Linked DNA regions of Homo sapiens: all the other regions are linked to region 1. Evidence: chromatin contacts called from ENCODE Hi-C or POLR2A ChIA-PET data. All regions are on one chromosome and are shown on one strand. The core of a region is the stretch at or near the end of the contact, and the rest is flanking DNA. Distances in the headings are between cores, read along the strand shown.

What was found. A loop is a pair of places that touch in the nucleus more often than their neighbours do. ChIA-PET counts read pairs that join two places held with the same protein, here RNA polymerase II (POLR2A). Pooled maps may share reads with other maps.
Region 2: a map of mesothelial cell of epicardium shows a loop between it and region 1 (29-fold over the local background). The contact joins two enhancer-like sites. A Hi-C loop is called at or near these places in 1 of 168 maps with a recorded cell type or tissue (mesothelial cell of epicardium). POLR2A ChIA-PET finds 5 or more read pairs at or near these places in 1 of 52 experiments (activated T-cell).
Region 3: a map of gastrocnemius medialis shows a loop between it and region 1 (21-fold over the local background). The contact joins two enhancer-like sites. A Hi-C loop is called at or near these places in 9 of 168 maps with a recorded cell type or tissue (B cell, HCT116, PC-9 and 5 more) and 20 of 50 pooled maps. POLR2A ChIA-PET finds 5 or more read pairs at or near these places in 2 of 52 experiments (A673 and OCI-LY7).
Region 4: a loop to region 1 is called in a map of naive thymus-derived CD4-positive, alpha-beta T cell, with 11 times the contacts of the local background. The contact joins two enhancer-like sites. A Hi-C loop is called at or near these places in 1 of 168 maps with a recorded cell type or tissue (naive thymus-derived CD4-positive, alpha-beta T cell) and 9 of 50 pooled maps. POLR2A ChIA-PET finds 5 or more read pairs at or near these places in 4 of 52 experiments (HEK293, OCI-LY7, activated B cell and 1 more).
Region 5: a loop to region 1 is called in a map of PC-9, with 11 times the contacts of the local background. The contact joins two enhancer-like sites. A Hi-C loop is called at or near these places in 5 of 168 maps with a recorded cell type or tissue (B cell, GM12878, PC-9 and 2 more), 30 of 37 single-sample maps with no recorded cell type and 16 of 50 pooled maps. POLR2A ChIA-PET finds 5 or more read pairs at or near these places in 4 of 52 experiments (K562, activated B cell, activated CD4-positive, alpha-beta T cell and 1 more).

What each region holds. Positions count from the first base shown.
Region 1 is chr14:101,705,231-101,708,276 of GRCh38, reverse strand. The region is part of intron 1 of LINC02320 (long intergenic non-protein coding RNA 2320); the gene reads left to right. Among named protein-coding and RNA genes, the nearest start is that of LINC00239, 24 kb to the left of the region's middle. RefSeq lists an enhancer at 1-588 and silencers at 1,995-2,264, 2,275-2,394, 2,475-2,534. Within about 2 kb of position 1,421, at least 27 of the 41 ENCODE cell types and tissues checked have a DNase peak (open chromatin) inside an H3K27ac peak, as active enhancers do; they include B cell, PC-9, dorsolateral prefrontal cortex and 2 more, where a contact is called at or near this core.
Region 2 is chr14:101,227,678-101,230,723 of GRCh38, reverse strand. No RefSeq gene overlaps it. Among named protein-coding and RNA genes, the nearest start is that of LINC02285, 110 kb to the right of the region's middle. Within about 2 kb of position 1,591, at least 2 of the 41 ENCODE cell types and tissues checked have a DNase peak (open chromatin) inside an H3K27ac peak, as active enhancers do.
Region 3 is chr14:102,042,162-102,045,207 of GRCh38, reverse strand. DYNC1H1 (dynein cytoplasmic 1 heavy chain 1) reads right to left here. Exons shown (of 78, transcript NM_001376.5): 67 at 2,920-2,980; 68 at 2,701-2,824; 69 at 2,460-2,573; 70 at 1,163-1,333; 71 at 717-934; 72 at 510-613. Among named protein-coding and RNA genes, the nearest start is that of HSP90AA1, 43 kb to the left of the region's middle. Within about 2 kb of position 1,412, at least 5 of the 41 ENCODE cell types and tissues checked have a DNase peak (open chromatin) inside an H3K27ac peak, as active enhancers do; they include dorsolateral prefrontal cortex, gastrocnemius medialis and heart right ventricle, where a contact is called at or near this core.
Region 4 is chr14:102,018,857-102,021,902 of GRCh38, reverse strand. DYNC1H1 (dynein cytoplasmic 1 heavy chain 1) reads right to left here. Exons shown (of 78, transcript NM_001376.5): 42 at 1,847-2,010. Among named protein-coding and RNA genes, the nearest start is that of DYNC1H1, 56 kb to the right of the region's middle. Within about 2 kb of position 1,427, at least 3 of the 41 ENCODE cell types and tissues checked have a DNase peak (open chromatin) inside an H3K27ac peak, as active enhancers do.
Region 5 is chr14:101,979,251-101,982,296 of GRCh38, reverse strand. It overlaps DYNC1H1 (dynein cytoplasmic 1 heavy chain 1), which reads right to left. Exons shown (of 78, transcript NM_001376.5): 3 at 2,805-2,978; 4 at 2,323-2,578; 5 at 1,747-1,933. Among named protein-coding and RNA genes, the nearest start is that of DYNC1H1, 16 kb to the right of the region's middle. RefSeq lists an enhancer at 1,188-1,237. Within about 2 kb of position 1,448, at least 18 of the 41 ENCODE cell types and tissues checked have a DNase peak (open chromatin) inside an H3K27ac peak, as active enhancers do; they include B cell and PC-9, where a contact is called at or near this core.

The sequences.
Region 1 (3,046 bases), core at 172-2,671:
GTGAATAGGGAAGACTCCTTGGCTAGAGCTGTGAGGCCCTTTCTCAGCTGCTAACCCTACAGCAGCCCCCAGATAGGGCCCAGGACCCCCTCCGTCACCTGGACAATACCCTGTGTGTTTGCCTGCTCTCTGAGCCCACCCTGGGGCATGCATTTCCAACAGCTCAGAGGCGGAGCTCCTGGGCATATTCCCTTCCCAGATGGCCTGCATGACGACTTGGGGAGGTCCAGGACGGCTGTCCTTGGTGATCAGGAGCATGTGAGCACTGGTGGGGATGAGGGAGCCCAGAGGGTCCTACTACACACCCTGCACTGTAATAGTCTGCTTGTGAGCCGGCACAAGCACACCCTGCTACAGGGTCAGACCCAAACTCCTGGGACGAAACAAAGGACTTTCCTCTGTGCTGCACTGTGTGCACCCCTAGCACTTCAAATAAAAGTTTGGCACCTTATACAGGGAGATATTTTGCTAGAACATGAACTTAAATGCATGCAGTATCATACAGGTCGAACAGGAAGCAGTATGGGGGTGCACAGTGCAGCCTCTGGAGACAAGACCTGGGCTTGGTCCTGCCTCTAAGAGTCACTGCTGTGTGACCTCAGCCAAATTACTCAAATACTCTGAACCTCAGATTCTTCGGCTGTGTAAGGGCAACAACAAATACTTCATGGCTGGTTGTGAGAATTACTTGAGCTGACACAAGAAACATGCAACAGTGGCTTGCGTGTGCTGAATGGGCAGGAAGTTTTCTGCTGCGTAATTTGCGATACTAAAAGCAAAGATGATTATTGAGCGCCCTCTGGTGACCAAATGGTACAATTACACCTTAGATTGCGCCAAGCTGGATACTTTTTTATGCGGGGCTCAAGGACTCACAGGCCCTGCTGGTGGTGAATTGCCTGCGGCCCCTTCTTGCTCCATTTCAGTTCCTTGGCCCCGGCGGTAGGCAGCCTCCTCATTAAAGGGGAGGATTTCACGGGACAGGCATCTTCACTACACCTGTCCCGGGCTCTTCAGAACTAGCTCCTGTCTCTAATGCTCGAGGGGGATCATGGTCCAGCTAAGGAAGCTGGTCCCTGCTGCAGCTGGGCTGGGGACTGCCAGGGATTCGGGGGCCTTGGAAACGGAGACCACAGACCCTGCTGTGTGTGTGTGGCGCCAGACCCAGTCTTCATGTCTCCAGGTGAACCGCAGAGCCTCATTCTGGATTTTAAAAACCTAGTTGTTACTGGGCCTGCAGGTCGGCTGTATCCCTGCGGGTTCTCTGCAGCCCCTGCCCCTGTGGGCAGTCATGCTGTGTGCCAGGCACTGTGCTGGGTGCTGGGGATACGGCACAGCACCTGGGGCTTAGGTTAGAGGGGGAGATGGAGGGGGATTTGGGCGGGGACTTCTGGAGTCCTGTCCCAGGGTGTGCAGGCAGTGGGTGTAGAGGTCTCCTTCCCTTCCCCTAGCGCTTCCTCATGCACAAGGCCTGTGCTGACACCTGGGTCACTCTGCCATGTTCCCTGCGGCCTTGAACTTAGTGACAGCCAATATTTACCAGCTCTGTCCACGGGCCATGCGTGGTAGGCCTTTCCTCGAGCCCTCGAGATGGCCTTGCGAGGTCGGTACAACCTCCTGCCAGTACCATCCCCTCCATTCTGCGGAGGAGGAATCTGACCTGGAGAGGTCATGTCCACGGGCCAAGGGAAGTCAGGGTCAGGCTCTCAGAGCCCAGAAGCTCTCACCCCTCGGGCCGTGGTTCCTGCTGCCCCTGCCCAGCCCTTCCCTTTTTGCCGGGAAGCCTCCTCTCTTGGCCTGGGCCTCATGAATTTCCTCCTGAAGGGAGTTAGGGGCAGGAATCCGGCGCCAGCAGCTTCTCACTCCTCCCAGGGCTGCCTGTCAAGCTGGGGCAGAAGAGGAGGCCCTCGGGGCACGTGCCTCCGGCGCTGCCTGCAGCGGCCTCGCCCAGGAAGTGCGGCTCAGCGGGAGCTCGCCCCTGTCCCTGCCTCCGGGGCGGCGCCGCCACGGCCTGGGAAGGAGGCCGAGCCCCTGCTCCCGCGACCCCTGCATGGGCGGGGCAGGCCCCAGGCCCCAGCTGAGACCAGGCTCCCGCTTTTTCAAGGAACCGCCGCGCTGGGCCCTTCACCCACGTGCTTTCCCTGCGGCGGCTCAGCCTCCAGCAGGCCGGAGGGTGCGCGTCGGGTCCCGGCTCCTCCTGCGCTGGGGACAAGCGGCCCCGCGCCCCCTGTCACCCCACGGAGGCCTTCACCTCCCCATGCCCGGCCGCGGCGGACCGGGGGAACTGGGGGCGGGCCGCAGAGGAGGCTCGGGGCACGGCGTGGGCCCAGGGCCGGGCTCCAGGGAGGGCGAGGAGGACGGCACCCCCCGCCGGCTGCGGTCGCGGCTCGTCCAGGTTCAGGCTTCGGCTGCTCCCGGAAGCCCCTGGCGGGGAGCGGCCGCCTGCGGGGAGATCTCGCGCCCCGGCCGCAGGGCTGCACATGGACGCCGGGACCTGCGCCTCCTCCAGCCCCGGCCCGCAGGGTCCTGGCTTGGGCACCGCCCTCTCTCTCCCCAGGGCCCAGCTCGAGGGGCTCACCCGTGGTGAATATGCGCCGGTCACAGAGCACGGGGCAGCCATAGAGGCCACACTGTCACCTCTGGGGACTGGACAAAAATGTCCAAATCCACGGAAAAATGAGATGCCCAAATAATCTCTCATAATTCTTCACGTTAACATTTTGCCTTCTTTTGTCACGTTCGTTCTCTGTCACTCTTTTTATATATGTACCTTCCCCCCACAACCCACTGGAAAGTAATATTCAGACATTGTGACACTTCACTTCTATATAAATTTCCCCTTAAGCATTTACAGCATTAAATATAGAACATTAAAGATAGAACATTAAAGCTCTGTATTAGAAACAAAGAAAGGTCTCTCATCAAATATCTAAGCTTCTACATTAAGAAACTAGGAAAAGAAGAGCAACAGAAGTCCAAAGCAAACAGAAAGCAGGACATAATACATATAAGGCCGGATGCAGTGGCTCACGCCTGTGATCCCAGC
Region 2 (3,046 bases), core at 342-2,841, 480 kb after region 1:
ACAGCAGGGTGAGGCACCTGCACAGGTTAGGGTGGGCACCACCACAGCCCAGGCCTAGGCATGGTGCCCTAGACAGGGCACTGATGGTCAGCTCAGCCTCAGAAAGGGCCAAGGCTCACACACCTGCAAGTCCCTGCATGGGATGAGGTCCTCACACCCTCCCTGTGCCCTTGTCCTCGCTGAGCCCTTCCTTGGGGTGACCCCATCTTATCCACAATCACACCTCTATCCCCATTTCACAGACTTGGAAGCAGGCACAAATGATACAGGAGTGCTGGGAAGGGAAGAGCGTGGTCCCTTTAAACGATACGGAAGCAGGGAAGGGAAGTGCTGGGTAGAGAAAGGCGGATCCCTGGCCGGGGCTCCACCCCCACGGACCTAGATGAGGACAGGCATTTCCTGCCCATATGCTGCATTTACCAAGACCACCCTGGACTGCCTCGCCTCCATCCTGGGCCTATACAAACCCTCAAGACACTAGCGGGCCAGAGGAGGAGAAGAGCACATCGGCCGCGGAAGGAGACACCAAGCGGCTGGTCTGGTCATGGAGAGGCTGCGGAGGGGGCGAGGCTGCGGAGGGGGCGAGGCTGCGGAGGGGGCGAGGCTGCGGAGGGGGCGAGGCTGCGGGGGGGGGCGAGGCTGCGGGGGGGGGCGAGGCTGCGGGGGGGGCGAGGCTGCGGGGTGGGGGGCGAGGCTGCGGAGGGGGCGAGGCTGCGGGGGGGGCGAGGCTGCGGGGGGGGCGAGGCTGCGGGGGGGGGGCGAGGCTGCGGAGGGGGCGAGGCTGCGGAGGGGGCACGTCGGCGGGAGAGCACAGCGACAAGCCCCGGCACACCCGCAGGCCCTTGAACCAGAGGGACGAGTCGGAGTTTGGCTGGGGCAGTCAGGGGAGAGCCGGGGCCGCCAGCAGCCCAACTCCAGGGGAAAACCGTCTCCCTTCTGGCTCCCCCATGGGCTGAGAGCTATAAATAAAACTCAATAAAACCTTAATAAAACTCAATAAAACGTTACACTTATTCTCCAAGCCCAGGTGTGATTCAATTCTTCCAGTACACCAAGGCAAGAACCCTGGATGCACAAAGCCCTCTGTCCTTGCCTCAAGGTGGAGGGTCTAATTGAGCTGGTTAACAAAGGCAAACTAAGAGAGTACCTGTAACACACACCCACTGGGGTTTCAGCTGTAAACATTCACCCCTAGACGCGGCCATGGGGTCGGACCCCCATGACCTGCCCTCTGTGTGCTCCCCTAGAGGTTTGGGCAGCAGGGCACTGATGGAGCGAGTCACATCCCCATCGCACGCCCTGCGAGAGGGACAAGGGAACCTTTCCTGTTGTACAGGAAGGTAATAATAGCTTAGCTGGGATGAGAACCCAGACGTATCCGTAGTCTGGAGGCTCGTGTTTAGAGACGGACAGCCGTGAAGATGTTACACCTAGGGGAGGAGCGAGGGGATAGCTACCCAGGAGCACGCAAGGAAGGGAGGAGCTGCCCAGAGGGAGACCAGGGCCAAGGTCTCTGGGCAAGGGCAGGGGAGGGCCAGGGAGGGCTGCCGGACAGTGGAAAGCGCTTGCCAGGCAAGTGGGCTTTGGGGAGCAGGGAGCATTCTAGACAGAGAAGACTGCACACAGAGGCCAATGTGAGCTGCTGGGCAGTCCTGGGGAACTCCCAGTGGGCAGAAGGCAGAGCTGCAGGGCACAGGGGGCCTTGGGAGTCAGCCTAGGAGGCTTCCCAGGCTCTGGCCCTGAAGCCTGGGGCTCCACAGACGTGAGTCTGCACCATAGAGGCATCGTCTTGACGTGAGCACGCTGGCAGACGCCACACACATTCACCAGAATGACGCTGGTTATTTTATTTACCTGAAGTTCCCCATGAATTTTAAGTTTTTTATTTTTATTTTTCATTTTTTAGAGAGAGAAACAGTGAAACGCAGTTGCTGGGCCCTCTGTGTCTTTCTGCAGAGAGCAAGGAAGGCCCAGGAAATGAGTGGCCTGGACCGTCGGTGGGTGAGGCCTGGACCCCGAGACCCCTCTCCTGGAGGGAAGTCAGGATGGAGAGAGACCCAGATCTAAGGCCACGAGGACTTGGCCTCCCAGAGGGCTGGGGGGCAACCAGTGAGATGGGGTGGGGGCTGTGAGGCCCCAGAGGCGTTGAGAAATGTGAAATTCCTGGCAAGAAAAGGAAGTTGTTTGAAGGAATTGGTGGGCTGGGAGCCAGAGCCCTGGGGGCTCCTCCAGGGACACCGGCAGACGGGAGTTACTTTGTCACCTTGTTCCTCGGATTGACTGTGTTTCTCTGAGGACGCCTCGGGCGGAGACTGGGCCACAGGCAATGCATATTTGGGATAGCGCCTGTGCTGAATCCTTTGCCCAGACATCACACTTCCCTTCTGCAAGGCTGAATCCTAGCTGAGAGACATCCTCCCAAACACCAATCAGCGCTCAGCGCTCCCCACCAGGCGGCACAGACCCCGCGGTTCTCACAGACCCCGCGGTTCGCACAGACCCCGCGGTTCGCACAGACCCGGCGGTTCTGCAGCTCCGTTCTCCGGGGTCCTCCAGTGCTTGAATTTTGAGAAACGCTGCGGTCAGCAATGGAGATTTGTCTTTGAAATATTATCCCACAAGATGGCCCATGTGGCCCCATCTGGTTCCCCTCCCTTTCCCCTCACACCACCATGGATGGACGGCCGGGGCTCTGGTCGCTCCCTCTTGAGTCTGTGCTCCCCACTTGGGTTCCCGGGGAGATTTTCCTGAATCCAGCACTGCTGTTCCCCTCACTCAGGGGCCAGCCTCGAAGGTCATCTCCAGTCCCCAAACCTGCATTCAGAGCTCTGCAGGGCTTTGAGACACTAACTGTGTGACCTGCTGCGGCCATTCTGAGAGAGGCCTCCGCGTAAGCTGCTCTGTGTCTGACGCCCCTACAGGGTGGTCTGCACAGCGTCCCCGGCCTGCGGTGTCCAGGGAGGGCCAATGGGTATCAGGCCGAGACTCCTGCCCCGACCTGCTTCTCCCTGGGCTCTCCCTCCCATGGAGCCCCCTCCATCTGACC
Region 3 (3,046 bases), core at 163-2,662, 340 kb before region 1:
CCTCAGCCTCCTGAGTAGCTGGGATTACAGGTGCCTGCCACCATGCTCACCTAATTTTTGTATTTTTAGTAGAGACGAGGTTTTGCCATGTTGACCAGGCTGGTCTGGAAATCCTAACCTCGAGTGATCTGCCCGCCTTGGCCTCCCAAAGTGCTGGGATTATAGGTGTGAGCCAGTGTGCCCAGCCAGTAACTGCTTTTCAATATGAGATGAACATCTAAATGTTATTTCTAGGCTCATTTACATAAATATCAAGCCTTTTCTCTAGAACTGAGTTGATGCTGCAGAGAAGAGCCAGTTCTTTCCTCTGCCTCCCCTCGGAGTGGAGCTAGGAGCAGCTGGAGACTGGCAGGAAGGCCGAGGCTGACAGAGCCACACCCAGCATAACCAGGGAGGGCCCTGGGACAGCAGTGCACACTCACCCTGCGTGTGGGGACCCTCGCCACCCACCCCGCGTGAGGGGACCCTCGCCACCCACCCTGCGTGTGGGGAGGATCCTTGTTGCCTACCCTGTGTGGTAAGGAGGACTCTCTCGGCGTTGTTGGGCAGGCCCAGCCAGGAGGGCGTCTGGGTGTCGGGGAGCAACTCCACCCACTGCACAAACTCCTCTCGCCTAGAAAACCAGTGCATTTGGAAATGATGTCAGGGGTCACCTCTGAGTGACACCAGACGCCCTGACATCACAACTGTCTCCATTCCAGCAGGCAGCAGCATACCTGATGCCATCTGGCATTTGAATGTCTTTATGTCCGTCGACCTTGCATGCCAGCTTAAACTCACTGTCGAAACTCCTGGTTGTGAACAGGCGCTCCAGGAAGGTGTTGAGCAGACGCTGGTCAAACTCGTTGTCCACGCGCCCGCCATAAATGGACTGGGCCATTAAGGTCTTTAGTGCAGACCACGGGATCTTATCCGGTGAGATGTTCTGCCTGCCCTGGGGGAGGAAAAGCAGGGTTCGTGTGTGTGGTCAGAGGCGGGCAGGCCCGGGGCTTCCTTTCGAGGGGCACAGCTTTCCTCCTCACTCCCCATGGCCAGCTAGGCTTTGGCGGTCACGAGGGGTCAGCTCGCTCTTCCACGCAGAGTCTGGCCTCTCAGCACCACGCCCTGCAGCATCCTTCCCAGATACACGTCCACTGTCTGTCCTGGCATGGCCCACACTTGCCTTGGCCGTGTCATCCAGCCACGTGTCCACCGTATCGCAAGCTGACCGCAGGTCAGACTCTCCAAATTCATACTTCTTTGACCACCCCAGTGGTGCGTATCGTAAGCGTTCTTGGATGATCGCATGAAACCAGGCCAGCAGGAAGTACAAGCGGGCACGCTCGTTGGGAGACTGGTGAGGAAAGTGACCAAGCACAGAGTCATTAGAAAACAGCACTTCGCCAAGAACAGTGCAGATGCCAGGTCAGTCAAAGCTTTACAAAGAGCTCTCCACATCCTGACGATGGCAGCAGATTCACATGAGTACTGCTGCTAGGAGAAAAGTATGCCAACTTTTCTATTAATAGACGTGTCATCCAATGAGACCATCAGAATTTATTCAGCCAGTAAGAAATCTAGAGAAGACAGAGTTTCTAAGAATGTCAGAAAACGTGAATGTGGCACAAAATAGAACAGAATTGACAGAACGAAACCCCTGCCACAATCCCCCTCCTCTCGCCCAAGAGTTTCGGTCTTCACTTGGCGCCTGGGAGGGCTCTGTTTGGTCTTGGGGGCCTGTGCTGGGGGAGAGGAGATTGCCTGCCACCTGGGGACACAACTCTGAGTCCCAGCTTCTCCGTGGGCATCTCTGCTCCTCTGGGACCTCATCACACCCCATAATCAAACATGGCTTTTACTTTTCAACCTGCTCAAAGGAAGGAAATTTTATATAGAGACAGGATCTCACTATGTTGTCCAGACAGGTCTTTTTTTTTTTTTTTTTGAGACGGGGTCTTGCTCTTTCGCCCAGGCTGGAGTGCAGTGATGTGATCTCAGCTCACTGCCAACCTCTGCCTCCTGGGTTCAAGCGATTCTCCTGCCTCAGCCTCCCCAGTAGCTGGGATTATAGGCGCACGCCACCACGCCTGGCTAATTTTTTATATTTTTAGTAGAGACGGAGTTTCACCATGTTGGCCATGCTGGTCTTGAACTCCTGACCTCAAGTGATCTGCCCACCTCAGCCTCCCAAAGTGCAGGGATTACAGGCGTGAGCCACCACTCCTGGCCTGCCCAGACAGTCTTGAACTCCTGGGCTCAAGTGATCCTCCCACCTCGACCTTCCAAAGTGCTAGGATTACCAGTGTGAGCCACGGTGCCCGGCCATGGAAGGAAATTTTACCTACAGCTGAAAAGCAAAAGCAGCTGTGCAGTTCACCACACGGCACTTCCGGGGGCCCAGGGACCCACTTCTGCATTTGGTGATGGGACTGGGCTTTAGCTTCTATGGGGAAAGCATACCAGGAGGACAAGGTACTTACCTTGCATATCCGTGAGACGGGAATGCTGCTGAACGTCCTCAGCATGTTGGCCTTCACCCCTGGCGGTGGCTCGAACACAAAGATGCGGCCCGCACGGAGCAGATTCACAGGCACCTAAGGGAGAGCGCCGTTCCAGTTATGCTCGGGTGTGGATGAGGGCGCCTGTTCAATTCCACCACACACGTGCCGACAGCACAGTGCCAGGCCAGCCTGCAACGTCTCCACTCCTTCAACCACCCACCTTGGGGTTGATCTCCATGGTGAGGAAGAGTCGGAAGCAGGCATGCGGCTGCAGGGAATGCAACTTCTTCTCCAGCTGCATCAGCCACCCTGGGGCCAGATGCACATTCTTCAGCATCACCCACCTGCACACACAAAGTGAGAGTCACACAGCATGCCAGGCTGCCTGCCTGAATGCCTGGGGACTAAGGCTTTCTTCAGCCAAAGAGAACAGGCCTACCTGCCCGACTTTACAGCGGTGTTTATTGCCTTATCTGCTTGGTTAAAGCCTTCTGCAGAGCCTGGTGCAGGGAAACTTAGTGTTAGCAGCGGCAGCCTCGGACATCAATGCCCACCACAAATCCTGC
Region 4 (3,046 bases), core at 178-2,677, 310 kb before region 1:
GATCACTTTAAGTCAGGAGTTCAAGACTAGCCTGGCCAATGTGGTGAAACCCTGTCTCTACTAAAAATATAAAAATCAGCCAGGCGTGGTGGCACATGTCTGTAATCCCAGCTACTCTGGGGGCTGGGGCACAAGAATTGCTTTGAACCCAGGAGACGGAGATTGCAGTGAGCTGAGATCATGCCATTGCACTCTAGCCTGGGTGACAAAGCGAGACTCTTGTCTCAAAAAAAAAAAAAAAAAAAAGAAAAAGAAAAAAGAAATGGGAACTGTGATGTGTGTAGTTTTAGAGGTGTAAGACTTACTACAAGGCAAGCAGGCGAGACTGTGACTGCGCTGCTGTGTGAGGACCTTTTGAGAAGCTGACTGTAAGATCTCCTATGCAGGCTACCAGGTGAGGGTCTAGTGAAGGCAGGTATATACTTACTGAAGCCAATCTGAATTTGTAAGCACAACTGCTGTTGCGACATTTGAATTTAAACAAAATTCTCTGTGGTACTAGAAATCTGTGAAAACTATATTGTGGGAGACAGGGTCTTGCTCTGTCACTCAGGCTGGAATGCAGTGGCACGATCATGGCTCACTGTAGCTGCAGCCTCCCAGGCTCAATCGATCTTCCTGTCTCAGCCTCCCAAGTAGCTGGGACTACAGGTACACGTCACCACACCTGGCTAATTTTTTATTTTTTGTAGAGATGGGGGTCTCACTATGTTGGTCAGGCTGGCCTTGAACTCCTGGGCTCAATGATCCTCCTGCCTCGACCTTCCAAAGTGCTGGGATTATAGATGTGAACCACTATGCCCAGCCAATTTTTTTTTAATTGAAAAGGGGAGAGTGAAGGTAGCTGACATAGCAACAATAACAAAAGACTGTTTAAAAAGCAGCAGAACTCCAATAAGAAATAAAAACAGGGCTGCCACAGCCAACATACTCTGCACTCTGCCTTGCCTGCTCATCTCTTACAGTGGCTGTCAGTAATGTACCCGGTGTTGCCCAAGAATGCCAAGGACTCGGGTTGGAAACCCAGTGATTACAACTAGGCAGTATTCTGAGACTCCTTGTACAGTAATGACAGGAAAAACTGCAGGATGACACCTGGTCCAGAGGCACAGCTGCCAAACACTTAAGCATTTCTTAGTCTGGAGGGAACCATCTGCCAAGTCATCTTACTGCAATTCAAACCACAAAACCTTCCACAGTTGATGCCGATCAGTCATCCGTTAGCAATTTTTTCCCTTAAGTATTGGTCACTTAACTAGAAAAACTCAAAACTTACAAGACAAGAATTGATCCAAGTGGGCAACAGGTAAAAGAGAAAACCAGTGCCCCAGAGCTGCAGCTGCAAAGCCTTTGATGAGAACACAGACTGAGAAACAGGAAGAGGGGTGGTGGTTACGGAACACGCACACTGGGCAGTTGTTGGGAGACCTTTTAACTCAGCAGTGAACCCGTGCTCTGGTAAGGTTATCACAGGCAGCTGCTACCTTTTGTGGTCCCACCTGACAGTTTAAAAGGTTTATTAAAGTGCCCCGTTTTTTGACTTCTATGATGTATCTTTAAAAAAAAAAGTACCCTGTTCACAGCCACAAGGTTTATGAAAGTGCCTTGTGTAAGCAGACAGTGGTGGGCCAGCCGGTGCATTCAGCGCACTGTGACTTTGTTACCCTGGGGCAACTGTGACCAGTGTCCAGACGGGAGGCTGCCCTGGCTGACTCTGCTCCTTCCACCACTGGCACCACCTGGCTCTAACTTAGGCAGACCACCCCTGCAAAGACCCCAGCTTCGACAGCTGTAAGAACTCAGAGCAGGGGAGAATGGGACCAACTGGATCCTCGGCTTCCCTTACCTATCTTGGAAGAGACGCAGAGCTTCATGTGCCCAAATCCGAATGAGGCCTTCAACAGGCAGGGTCTCCAGAGGTCTCAGCGCTTCAAAGATGCCTCTCACCCACCTAGTCATTTCACGGGGTGAATAGATATAGTGAGGTTGTGTATCCTGGGTGAATCTCTCCTATGGCAATGAGAAAAATGGAAGGTACACGTAAATATCTTAAGACACAGAGAAGTGGTCAAAAGGTAAAATGTGGCAAAACATGTTTACATTAAAGAACCTAGACCCTGAAATATTTAAGAAGATAGCTGGACATGGTGGTGGGTGCCTGTAGTCCCAGCTACTAGGGAGGCTGAGGCAGAAGAATCGCTTGAACCCAGGAGGCGGAGGTTGCAGTGAGCCGAGACTGCGCCACTGCATTCCAGCCTTGGCGACAGAGTGAGACTCCGTCTCCAAATGAGTAAACAATGTTGGAACAATTGGATAAATAACTGTCCAGAACAAAGTTAGATTCAAGCTGCTCACTTTATGCTGAAATACATTATATTTAACGATTTAAATATTTAAACAATGAAACTACAAAAAATCCTTCTGAAAATACTTAAAAGCAAATTAAATACTGGGAAAAAGCATCTGCCACCTATGACAAGAAAGCTGTCCCAAAGCATGAAGAGCGAGGGAGACACAGCAGGGCAGTTGGCGGCTCCCACTCATCCCCCGCAGCCAGCGGCTCCATGGGAGGCTCAACAGAGAAATGCAAATAGCAACGAGAGTCATTTCTCACCAAATGGGCAAAGACATTTTTGTTAATGACTATTTTTTAAATGTTGCAGAATACAGGGAAGCGGGTGCTGCTGGTGGAGGCGTAGCTGGTCCAACCATCTTGAGAGCAATCTGGCAGATATGCAGCCTTTATATACATTTAGAAACTGTATGGCTCTATTTTCATCATATACACATACATACACATGCATAGGATAATGATTAAGCATGGAAATGTCAGCAGTCTTAGCACCTGCATAGAAAAGTGACTTTGATGACAGACCTTGGAGAAAGTCTCTCGGCTCAATAACATCTCTGAATAAAGTCCAATCTTTATTTCAATAAACTTCTCATTTTATTTTGAGGTAGAGTCTCACTCTGTCACCCAGGCTGGTGCAGTGGCACAATCATGGCTCATCGTAAGCTCTGCCTCCAGGTTCAAGCAACTCTCCCA
Region 5 (3,046 bases), core at 199-2,698, 270 kb before region 1:
TATTACATACTCACCATAATGTAGAATCTGTGGGAGCCCTGAGCTTGTTTTCCTGCAACTAGGAGGTCCCATCTGAGGGTGATGTAATGGGAGATGGTGGACAGATCATCAGGCATTAGATTCTCATAAGGAGTGCACAATCTACATCCCTCGCGTGCGCAGTTCACAACAGGGTTTGCGCCCCTATGAGAATCTAATGCCGCCACTCATGTGACGGGGGCAGAGCTCAGGCAGTAATGCTCACTCGCCGCTGCTGGCCTCCTTCTGCACAGCCTGGTTCCCAACAGGCCGCGGACCAGTACCAGTCTGGGGGTTGGGGACCCCTGTTCTATATTATTTTAACGTTTATTAGTAACAATTAAGTTTAGAAGAACTAAAATTTTATCCTTGAAAACATTAAAATTTAAGTTTTACATTCATGGCTTAATTTAGGTGAACATATTACTAACTAAGGACATGGAATCACGAAAGTGCTTGGATCCTAATCTATTTATTGACTTTCTTTGGCATAAGATCAAAAAAAGTATTAGGAAAAAAACAAAAGTTTCAGAGGTGTTAAAAAAATCAAAGTATACATTTCAGCATAGTGAATGCGCATGTAATGTGTGCAATGTGATCTAAGTAACCGGAAGGTTTCTACTTACAATTTTCTCTAACATTTAAGATGTGGGTACCATACGTTTTTTGGGGGAAGTGAGAACATGACAACTGCTATTGTCTTAATTACTTGTTCTAACATGTCTTTTGTGAGCACAGAGTTGAACAGAAATGCCTAATAATGCCTCGTGTTCAAACATTGTAGACCTAGTACGTGCTAATGCAGCTCAGTCAAGTTACAAAGTTTTTAAAAGAATTTAAAAATAATTGTAATAATGACTGTGAGTGGTAGCTCACACCTGTAATCCTAGCACTTTGGGAGGCCAAGGCAGGAGGATTGCTTGAGACTAGGAGTTTGATACCAGCATGGGCAACGTGGCAAGTCCCCATTTCTACAAAAATTCAAAAATTAGTTGGACATGGTGGTACATCCCTGTAGTCCCAGCTACTTGGGTGGCTGAGGTGAGAGGATGGCTTGAGCCTGGGAACTCCAGGCAGCAGTGAGCTATGATTATGCCACCACATTCCAGCCTGGGAAACAAAGTGAGATCCCATCTCTTAAAAAAAATAAATTTTAAAAATTTTAAAAAGAAAAAAACAAAACAAAACAAAACAAAAAACAACATCACTGGCACTGTTCTCCACTCAGAAAACTAAATTCATTTTGGCCACTTGTCAGAATAGGGAGGAAGACAAAGAAGAGAAAGGGGCAAGTAAAAAGAGGAAGAGAAAGTGGTACTGACCAGTTCTTTTTCCACAACCCTCTGGGCAAATAGAACTGCTTCACTTAAACCACCTTCTTGCCTGGCCTGTCAAAAGCATACCTGACTTTGTGCCAATTGTACAGCCGACTCGTGGAGATGACTCATGGAGCCCAGCAGTGGGGAAACAAGAAGGAATCTGTGCTCATACCTAGAGACTGTTTCATGTTCTTAAATCCCCTGAAGGGAAAGGGGAAAGCTAAGTGTGTAGGAGAATAATTTTCATTACTTGGAACTGAGGGAAAGATAAGATGTGATGTAAGAAAGGAAATGGTTAAAAACGACAGTACATCTGTGAAAACTATAGTTTTCATTTAAATTATCAAGTAAGATCTCGTAAAAGCCAGATCAATAACTTACTGATCAGATTATTAGTTCTAGTTGTTACCTGTGTCAGTGTCAAAACTGACGGTGGCATGGAAGCGCTTGCCATGTTTCAAGATATCCAGAGTCAGGAGAACTTCCGGGCTCTCCCGTTTCTCCTGGATGCGGTATAACGCACGTTCCAAGTTTAGCCAAAAACTAATTTCCTGTAAGGCAGTTCCTGATGCAGGATCTCGATCCAGTTTGGTCACCTTTGAAAATAAAATAACACCCAAGGGTATTCACTATTTAAACAAGGTAGAATAGATATCGTTAACAAAACACATGCATTACAACTCAATTTTTATATTTCAAGTAGATTTCCTTCCCTGTAAATCAAAAGTGGCTTGATTTGAAATCAAAGGTATACGACTGCTGAGATTAATGCTCTATCAGGGTGACTACTCAAGCAATCTCACACTGTCCCCTGACCATTCCACCCAGACCAAGGCTAGTCCTGCACTGGACAGTCCCAGGACCAAGAGGCGGCACCACTAACAAGTTATCACATAATTTACCTCACTTACAAAATCCAGATCAGTTTTCCCAAAGATATTAAAGAGTAACATATTTTACATAACTTTCAATCCTGTGCTCTTACTTTTTGAATTTCTCGGATCCAGCGGTTAACTCCAGATTGTAACTGATTAAGAAATGTTGGGTCTTCAACCTTATCACCAAAGTCTGTAACTTTTGGCTTTTCTCCACGCTCATAACACTGTTTTGCAACATTTGTGATCATTGGATGAATCGGCAGGCTGATCTCCGGAATTTCAATATTTTGCTGCAAGTGAAGGAGTCCCATTTCGAGTTCTGCAATCTTCTTTTCAACTGAAGGAGCCATTTTATCACCATCCCTAAAAACAGATTTCATACCTCAACATTTAGTGTGCTATTGGTCTCCAAAGAGATCCCATCATTTCAGGTCTGTCAAATAGTAATGACACACATATTTATTAATACACAGGGTTTATATCCCCTCGGCTCACTAGCGTTACCCTCCCAATTCCCAAGTTTTACACCGAGTTCTATACTATCTTGTGAACATTAAGTGAAATATAACATTCAAACCACAGTTTTTACCTGTCTGCCTTGCCAGACTCTCTAATGTAGGACTTAAAAAAAGGAGCCACTGCATTGCTAATGAAAGAATGCAAAGTTTCGTAGGGCGAGTCTTCACTGAGTGTAAGGACCCGGAGCTGAGAAGACACGGGTTTATCTGCATCAATCACGGGAGTACGTTTAATGAATGCCAAGCTAAAAAGAAAAATAAAACAAGAAATTAGAAAAGTTACACTCCTAATTAGGCTTATTAATTTAAAAAT